2 separate regions of the Homo sapiens genome follow, and region 1 is linked to region 2. Evidence: chromatin contacts called from ENCODE Hi-C or POLR2A ChIA-PET data. All regions are on one chromosome and are shown on one strand. Each heading gives the region's core, a stretch centred on a gene start or an enhancer-like site at or near the end of the contact. The rest is flanking DNA. Distances are from core to core; before and after follow the strand shown.

Region 1 (5,236 bases), core at 875-3,374, 460 kb before region 2:
ATATTTTGGCAAGTATACAACATCCACCCCTAGAGACAACTATTCCTACAATGTCTATTAGTCTATACTCTTGTTTCCTTCCTTCCATACCTATTTCCACTTCTTTCCAAGATTGGATATTCACTTATTTGAGTAGATGCTATCCTATTACTTCTCCCTTCCAAATATCTTCTGAATTCCAAGCCCTTCTCTCCCACAGCCTCCTCTGGTTCAGGTCTTTAACATGTCCTCCAAAACTGGAGCTCCAACCCTGTTTTGTGCCATGAACCTTTGGCAGCCTGGTGAAGCCCATGCATCAAATAAAAACATGGGATTACAAAGAAGACAGATTATATGGAAATATAGTTATTAAAATATTTTTTAAATTATGATAAAATAATTTGTACTTTATTAACACGTTAAATAACAAAATCTAGCTGTGGTTCTAATAACTACCTTAATTGTGAGGTAATGATGAGTATAAATAATATATTTACAATCTCTTTAATGTAATATGAAAAGAGTTACTAACAAAGTCACAGGCCTGTGAGTACTACTGTGGTTTGTTACCAATTGAATACATTTCAATTGGTGGTTAGTGAAAATAAATATGTAATTAAAAAAATCCACAGATTCTCCTCCCTGAATCCTCTGCCCTAGATCATGGACACTTAACTGGCCTCTCTGCCTCTGTTCTAACCAGAACAACTACTCAAGAGGCCAACCTCAGAGCTCTCCAAAAATGCATCTCTTATCAAGTCTCTTCCCTGTATAATGACTTTTTATGGGTCCCTATCATTCACAGTAGCATTCTCTTCCAGATTGTAGAAATGGAGCTCATTTGAAATGCAAATTTCCTGGACCTCCTTTGATTTTGCTGGTCTGGGTTGAGCCTGGGACTCCGCATTTTTAAAAGCATTGTGAGACAGTCTTGCACTGGTGGTCTATACACCAGATTTTGCAAAACAAAATAGAGTCTGAACTCACATAAGTATGGCCTTCAGTACTTTCACAGTGTGCCTCACTGCGTCAACCTTTCCAGTTCTATTCCAGCCTCACACGGTTTCCATTCATTCCCAAACAGTCGAGGACTTTCCCACCTCCCTCTCTGGAGAATCCCCTTCCCTCCCACCCCTCCTGCTGCTCCTGGTCCACACCATGCAGGCATCTCTCTGCTTGCTTCAATCTTTCTCATCATTCAAGGCAATTATGAACTTTTCCCCCAAAGCCGAAAGCCTCCCTGACTTCCTCACTCAGGCTGAAACAATCTTGTTCTCCCTGACACTTTCCAGTCATACTATGTGTAATTACTTATGTCAGGCCTCTGCAAAGGCAGAGGGCTTCAAACTCTGAGCTTCCTAAAAGATTGCTGTGAATTCATTTAGCATTCACCATACACAAGAAGAAGGAGAAAGTATTGCGCAGCAATTAGGTACTGGGTAAACTAGTCACTAGGGGAATAAGACAATGTCCTTACTTTCAAAGAGTTTGTGTTCCCTGTTCATCTTCCTCACTGTTTATCTACTCTAGCCCTTTCTAAACAGTCCTGAAGTAATCTATTTCAGCCCACATTAATCTTTTATTGTTTGACCCCCGCCCCTAGACGGATAATCAGAATCATGCTGTTTTGGCATTCATTCATTCATTCATTCATTCATTCATTCATTAACTGACTCATTCATGGTTTATTGAGTTCCTACTATGTACTAGGCAATATGATAGTCACTGGGTATATATAACATGGGAACAAGACAGTACATGCCCTTAAAGTTCTTAGAGTGTCGTTAACTGCTCTCTCGTTGCTATTTTTGTTTCCCTCACGAGGCTGGAAGCTCTTTGAAAGCAGGGAAAGACTTGTGTTTTTTGTAGTCTTCACTGCCACTAGCCTAGCACATTGCTGACACAGCGAGTGTTCAAATACCCTTGAAAGAGTGAGTAAAATACTTGTTTTCCAAGCCGCCTTTCCCATTCAGAGCTTCTCTTACCTGATACTGCTGATCTGAAAGAAAAGGAGCCTCTTTGCAGTGCCCTCAGGAAAAGCTCCTTCGAGAGCTGGAGGTGGGAGTTTGACTCTCCTCTCTCAGAAAAAGAAATCGCAAGGGCACAAACCGCAGCAACTCTGCCGACTGTTGCCAGGACGCATCTGTCGCTAAGAGAAAAGAGGCGAGTCCTCTGCGAGACTGACAGAGCATCTCTACCAATACAGTGTCCGCTCCCTAACAGTATCTTTCAAAGCAGACTTGTGATTGGTTGCCACTATGTGACGTCACTCAACGCGAACCGGGTGAGGCCAGCAGCTTTCCACTACCAAGGAAAGAGTTTTGTGTCTTAAGTATATTAATGACAGTGGCCCGGCCTGACCCCAGGTCTAACAGGCTCGGTCCATGCCTCACACCCACCGCAATCTCAGCCAGAGAAGAATCTTTCTGGGGTGTGGACCCTAGGAACCAGGAGAGAAAATGTTAAGGAGGCTGCCCGCTCAGAATCCTTTCGGGCAGCTTTCCTGCCCACCCCCTGCAGCGAGCTGGGCCCTCCTAGGGAGTGGAGAGGAAGCTGCGCCCCACTGGTTGTCGTGGGCGCCCCAGAACCCTAATGGGTTACATTTCCTTCTTGCCAGAATAACTTTTGTTTAGAATTTGACTCAAGCTGTAAATATGAGTCTCCGGGGAAGAAACTTGAATCCGTGAGTAACCCAAGGTTCATTTTATCTGTGATTAGGAGTCCGGTGGGATTCATACAGTGACGCTCAACTCTCTGAACACTGTTCTCCTCCTTTCCCTTAAAAAATAATTATAACTGTCTAATTTGTAAAGTGGCAGAATTTAATAAAGTAATGTAATTGACTGCTGTAATTGGTGTAAATAAATTTTCACACCTAATTTAAATAAAATCTTTAATTGAGAAAAGGCTGATCATTTATAACATATGAGAGTTCAGGGGGCTGCTGCGGTGGCTCATGCCTGTAATCCCAGCACTTTGGGAGGCTGAGGAAGGCAGATCACGAGGTCAGGAGATCGAGACTATCCTGGCTAACACGGTGAAACCCCGTCTCTACTAAAAATACAAAAAAATTAGCCAGGCGTGGTGGCGTGCACCTGTAAGTCCCAGCGACTCAGAAGGCTGAGGCAGGAGAATCGCTTGAACCTGGGAGCCAAGATCGCACCACTGCACTCCAGCCTGGGCGACAGAGCGAGGGTCCGTCTTAAAAAATAATAATAATAATAACTTCCTAATTTGTAAACTGGCAGAATTTAATAAAGCAATGTAATTGACTTCTGTAATTGGTCTAAATTAATTTTTACACCCAATTTAAATAAAATCTTTAATTGAGAAGAGGCTAATCATTTATAACATATGAGACTTTAAGGATCCTGAATGAAGATTTTTACGTTATGTGCAGAAAGATTATATAGATTCTTTCAAATTTCTGAAGAATTTGTGTTCACAAAATTCAAATGAATTTTACAATACAAATTATGAAGGAAAAAAACTAAAAAAGAGGTATTATCTAAACATTCTGACAACTTTTTTCCAGCTTGTCCACTCCCAGGAAGTGGAAGATTCGTTTTCCCCTGGGCTCAGTCTTGAGTCTTCTTTTGTCACTCTTCGCACTCTCCTGGTGGCGTCGGCATCATATATTCCCCTTAGCTTCAGCCATCACCACTAAACACACTGGACTTCCATTTCTACATTCTCAGCCTAACATATCTCTTAAATTCCATACCTGAATTTCCTCTAGCTACTGGACATTTCCAACTACCTGTGTAGTTCAGTTCATGTTGTTTAATAGATGCTAAATAAAGATTAAATGTAGTGAATGAATGAATGACCATAGCACCACAACTTAGCAGAGCCAAAGTCAACTCATTATCTTTCAGAAACTTTTTTTCCTTCTTTATTTTCTACCCTAGGTAATAGTATCATTGTCCATCAGTTGCAAAACGAAATCTGAAAGTCATCCTTGACTCCTCTTCTACTGCCCACAGTCAACATATCATTTAAGTTCTGTCATTTTTCTTTCTTAATTGTCTCTCAAATAATCCATTTTCTCTTAGCCATCCTCTGCCTCTGCCTTATTTCAGATATGCCTTATCTCTCACCTAGACGGTAGCAATAGTCTTTTGACTTGTTCTATCTCTTTCCCTCTAATTTATTTGCCAAGTTGCCACATAATTTTCCATAGTTTGAATCCTGACGTCACCCTGCTTAAATATGCTCAATCTGGCATATGAAACCCTGTATAAACAGGGTTCTGAAAGACACTGGAAATAAATCTGGAAGGTAATTAGTTATTTTTCTAACCTCATTTCCTGCCTCTGTCCCCAGCCCAACCCACATTTTAGTCCAGTGCTTCTTAACTGAAGACCCTTAACAGCCAAGGAGCAGGAAATCACAGGGGCCAGGAGTGAGTAGTAGGTTGATGGAAAGAAGGTTTATAACATGAAATAGACTTCTGCAACTGAGACATATTTGTTTCATATAAAGAATTTATGAAGTTTTTGCATTTGGCTTTGCAATGGATTCGTGTTTGTTTCAATTTTTAAAAAAATGTCTAAAGCCACTATTAACTAAAATTGACAGAAAACTGAATAAACACAAAGAAACCTTAGGCAACTGTGACATGCTCATCCTGTGGTTTTGCACAGCCCCTGACATACTGCTGTGCAGGTCCAGGAGTGTGTGGGTCTCAGGTTGAGAGCCAGAGCTCTGGTTACACAGCTCCTGACTGGTCCCCTGTGCTGTGCTGGGTTACAACTGTGTGTCTGCTCATCCAGGTGCCACCACTTCTACCTCTGCCTCCATCTGTAATGCCTTTCTTCATCCTCATTACTTGGTAAATGACTATTTATTTTTCAAGACCCAACTCAAATGTCACCTTCTCTGTCCAGCCATACAGGCACTCGGTAGAATTAGACACTCTTTCCTCTATTTTTCCATTATAGCAAGTATTACATTGTGTTGCAATAGCTTGTTTAGATAGATGTCTCCCCCTCTAGACTTTAAGGCAGGGATGGTGTCTCATTACTTTATATTTCCTTTATATCCTTTATATCACACTGTGATATAATGTCAAACATAGATTTTGGTTTGTTATTGTTGTTTAGAGTGGGGATCTCACTATGTTGCCCAGGCTGGTCTTGAACTTCTGGGCCCAAGCCTTGGTGTCCCAAAGTGCTGGGATTACAGATGTGAGCCGCCATGGCCGGCTGGACATAGGTATTTAATAAAACATATATTTAATTATGTAATTGATTTA
Region 2 (4,662 bases), core at 479-2,978:
CTTTCCCCACAAGCTGCTCCTTTTCCCTGATCACAGGATTAAAGCTTCCACCCGTGCCCTGCATCTCATGACTTCATTTCCTCGGGAATCACCCTCTTCCAGACATCTTCAGCCTTCAGTGTTTCCCCACAACGCCTCTGCCTCCCAACCCCCAAACCTGCCCCAGCCCCAGCCCCATGCTCTTCCTGTTGGGCATAGTTTTAAGTCAAACCTTCAACACACAGAGTTCCCCGAGTCACACTACCCACCTACTCCATTTGTGTGCTATTATTGGCATTTTTTTAACCAAAATGTTCTCAATGAGTGGTCATTGTCTGCCCCATTTCCTCACCCCTGGTCCCTGCCCCTTCAGCCTTGTTCTGTCCCCACCCCTATAATGAAATAGCAACTTGTTTTTCTTTTTTGCCTTAATTTCACCACCTCTACTACCACCAAAATGTCTTAAGAAAACCCCATATGAAGGGTTCCAGTAAAAATAGTAAGTGTTGAAAATCCCAGAACAGAATTGAATGCTTAGGCCTCTAAGCTTTTATTAACCTTCTATTTCAAAACAGCTTACAGAAGATTCACATGTGATGAGAATATATTATTGTTCCTAACTGAACTAACATAGTCTAATTTGTCTAAATTGAGGCTTAAGTAAAGTACAATTCCTAGAGCTGTATGTTTTAACTTTCCTCGTCTGTTTGTCTGCTCCTTAGAACAGGATTTATCTACCTGTGTATCAAGTACTATAATGGAGCATACTATAATGAATTGTCCATTGTTTATGTCTACATTTAAAATTTGTTTAGAGACCTGAGATGAAAATGGGGCTTGTCAAGCCCTGGGAGCATAAACAAATCTTATTCTTAAGAAATTCCTCACTCAACCAATCATTCTAAACAAATATAGAACATCCATTGACTATAGTTCAAGCTCTTGGATATATAACAGGAATTGGCCTAATTCTTGAACAGGCAGTTTTCTGAGTATTGATAATAGCCAGAGGGCCCACACTTCTGTTTTGTACTTTCACCTTTCTTCTGGACCATTTTTCCCTTTCCTTCCTTCCTTCCTTCCTTTTTTTTTGACAGGGTCTTACTCTGTTGCCCAGTGGTACCATCATGGCTCACTGCAGCCTTGATCTCCCGGGCTCAAGTGAATTTCTCACCTCACTCTTGAGCAGCTGAGACTACAGGTGTGTGCTACTATGCCTGGCTAATTTTTCTTTTTTGGGGTGTTTGTTTGTAGAGACGAGGTTTTGCCATGTTGCCCATGCTGGTCTTGAACTCCTGGCCTCAGGTGATCCACCTTGGTCTCCCAAAGTGCTAGTATAACGGGTACACCTAGCCTCGACCATTTCTAATGCTGATATAAGTCTTTAGTCATATACAGTTTTTTCACAAATGCCTTTCAACAGGAAGGGAGCAGCTGTAATATCTCCAAAATAAATTTCTGACTCAGGCAGGATGCTTTTTATAACATCTATGAGTCAGAAGAACTAAGTTATAGAAACCAGACAGGGGCCCATTTCTTATCAATAATTTTGCTTGTTTAAATGTTTTTCCTCCACTTTCTCCCTGCTGTGACTGCAAAATCTATAGCTTTGTCAATTGTTTAAATTCTTCCCTAGAAGCGAAACTAATGATTTTCCATGTCTAATCAGTGAGAACAGTGCAAATTCTTCTTCCATCATGATCAGAATCTTCTAGGGTTATGGACTCTTTTAAACACAGATCTGAGTCACACATCAGAAAGCCTGTGGTCTTAAAACACTCATGCTCTCCTGAATTTTTCAGAGTTAACACTGGAGGAGACTCGCCCCCAAGTTTGCAGGGAGAGCTAAGTCTATATAGCATTCCTAAAGGGAGCCCAGAGAGGTCCTGTAAGGTGGAACTGGTGGGAGGGCAGGGAAAGGAGAGAAAGACGCTCTCTCTGCCCACACTCCTCCACACAACTCCATCAATCATCCCAAATCAAAAGAGAAAATTAGCCATATTATTTTACACTTGAGTCAATTCCGTGCAATCCAAGTGTTTCTTTTACCAGTTTAGTTGCTCTCTCAAATGCAAAATACTTTGGAAGTCATTTAAAAACTGCCAGAATAGTTCTTCCTGCACACTGGTTTCTGCCAACTCAATTTGAAATTGGCTCTCTCAGTTCTCTTTTTCTCATATGCAAGCAACTAGCCAGATCTCTACCTGCAGATGATAAAATGCTACCCCATGCAACTCCAGGTTTGCTTCTAAACCAGGTCAGGAGGCTGAGATCAAAACAATGAGGACCACTGGAGCCCCTGGGGAGTCTCCAAAAGGGTAATTAGGCTTCTGCCCAGGTCTGGTGGATTTCCCAAAGGCTTGTATTTTTTCAGAAATGGAGTGGAGGGGAATTGGGGAGAAATTACAGTAAGTGAAGGCCTTAAATGGCCTGGAAAATCTTCAAGGTGGTATGACATCATGGAAACCTCATCCAGCTCTTTGAAAGTGATCCCAACGTTTAGCACATTACAGGACTTAACACAAGGCAGATACTTGCTACATATTTATAGGATGAAAGAATAAACAGACTGCTAGAGTAAACTAAAAAACAATTCTCAAACACTAAGGATGTTTTCTCATATTTTCTTTCGAACGCTTTTGTTTGAAAAATGTTAGCATTTCCCATAATCTTGCTTCTAGATTTGATCTCCTCAAATTAATAAATATAAATGTTTCTGGCCCCCAAACCGCTATGATGGCAGCCCACCTCTCTGACCCTGTGAAATTTAAACATACCACGGAAGGCTGGAAATTTTATGCTTCTGAAAAGATGTTGAAAACCATCATCAACATATTCTGTAGTATCCTCCACATGCTGCATGTGACCATCAAGAAAACATAACTAGTCTGTGAACTGCGGGAGGTGCTCCAGGTTCGCTGACACTCCCCTCAGCTGCGGGGTAGGATGGCCAGATGACAGAGGGATTGTTCTCTCTCTTGTTTGCAGTTGGCAGTTTTGGAGTTTGCCCACCAGATATGCCATCCAAGAAGACCAAAAGTACAGCAGGATGATTGTGAACAAGACCAGGGACCTCAGCCCTTGCAAAAAAAGGTTGAAGACTATGTACATGAACGACATTCTAGGCTATCCTCAGGTGGGTTCCAAGACTAGGGCTCCCAGCTTCTTCCCTGGATCAACACCCAATGGGCGTGGCACTCAATACCTGCTCTTTAATCAGTGCTGTACTGATTTGATCAGTACTTTTCAAATTATGTCCTACGTTGTCTGAGATGTTCTACTCAGGAGCCCTGGTGAGGGATGATGTGTGAGAAAAATTCAAGTATCTCCTCTTCTAAATTGAGAAGTCCTAGCCTTTGTCTTAAAATTGATTTTGTGTGTTAGGCTTTCACTTTTTTATTAGATGGTAAATGCTCCATTCTTCAAACAACAATGATAGCTCAGGAGGCCAAGAATATGTGTTCTGATTTGTTCCTGAATGTCACTGCGTCTAACATGAGACTCTGCTTCCACAGGCACTTAACACATACTTATGAGACTGCTTTCTCTCAACTTCATTTCCACATGGAAACATTTGGAACCGAGTTTCCATTCCTGTGACTTTCATTGTGGGAAGACAGAAAAGAACCCAGCCCAGATTTTTCATTAAGCATGTTTAACACAATAATAGTGAGATGAAACTGAGGGTGAGAGGTTTTAAACCTGTGATGTTGTGCTCTTTTATGTAGGAGAAACAAAGTTCTGTTTTGCCTGGCATCATGGGAGAACTGTGATTGCCTGTTTGATATTGTGTAGATAAGCTAAGCTTGCACAAACTATTGAGATGATTGCCTGGCATGGGACATAAAGGAGTCATTAATTTCATTCCTAAGTGACAGGAAAGCAATAGCCATGCCTCTGGTTGGTTTGTACTTACACAGAGAGAAGTCTACAAAAGGGAGAGCTTCACTTATATACAAATGAACTCTGAAGAGCCACTGAAGTGCCCTGATCACTGAAGTTGTAACCTAGCAAGTGACCCAGCCTTCACTGAGCTGAATGAGGTTGCCATTTCCCAATTAAAGTAGGACCCGGGATGGTAGAACATCAAGGATCAGGAGATTTTCATTTTCAGCTCTACCGCTATTAGCTGTGTGACTATGAAAAAGTCATTTTGCCTGTTTAGGCTTCAGTTGTATCGTTTGTAAAATGGGAGTCATAATAACTCCATCAAAAGGTTATTGCAAGAAATAAATATCCCAAAATGACTACCTGACATCACAAATGATCAATTTAAGGTTGTCATTTCATTGGAAAAACGTGGTCAAATCGGTTGATTTGTGTCTGTGGCCCAAAGAAATTGTTACTAAAGTATTCATTTTTCCTCATTATTATGATTGGAAAGTGTCCTCTCCAAGATTCATGTTGGAACTTAATCTCCAAAGCAATCCTATTAAGAGGTGGGGTCTTTAGGAGGTGATCCGGTCATGAGGACTGCTCCCTCATGGATGGGATTAAAGCCCTTAAAGAATAGCCTTCACACATGGTTTGAACCCTCTTTGCCCTTCAGCCTTCTGCCATGTGAGGATGTGGCACAAAGGTGCCATTTGGGAGCAGAAACTGGACCCTCACCAGACACCAGACCTGCCAGAGTTTAAGAGCATTAGAGGCCACGGTAAGGACTCTGTATTTAATTTGGAATGT

Evidence for each region. A loop is a pair of places that touch in the nucleus more often than their neighbours do. ChIA-PET counts read pairs that join two places held with the same protein, here RNA polymerase II (POLR2A). Pooled maps may share reads with other maps.
Region 1: a pooled map shows a loop between it and region 2 (5-fold over the local background). The contact joins the promoter of DNAI3 here to the enhancer-like site in region 2. A Hi-C loop is called at or near these places in 2 of 50 pooled maps. POLR2A ChIA-PET finds 5 or more read pairs at or near these places in 2 of 52 experiments (H1 and PC-9).

The regions. Positions count from the first base shown.
Region 1 is chr1:85,059,215-85,064,450 of GRCh38, reverse strand. DNAI3 (dynein axonemal intermediate chain 3) reads right to left here and starts at 2,124. Exons shown (of 23, transcript NM_145172.5): 1 at 1,965-2,124. RefSeq lists an enhancer at 1,989-2,489.
Region 2 is chr1:84,596,402-84,601,063 of GRCh38, reverse strand. LINC01461 (long intergenic non-protein coding RNA 1461) reads left to right here. Exons shown (of 3, transcript NR_125761.1): 3 at 2,968-3,100. Among named protein-coding and RNA genes, the nearest start is that of LINC01461, 22 kb to the left of the region's middle. Within about 2 kb of position 1,728, at least 8 of the 41 ENCODE cell types and tissues checked have a DNase peak (open chromatin) inside an H3K27ac peak, as active enhancers do; they include PC-9, where a contact is called at or near this core.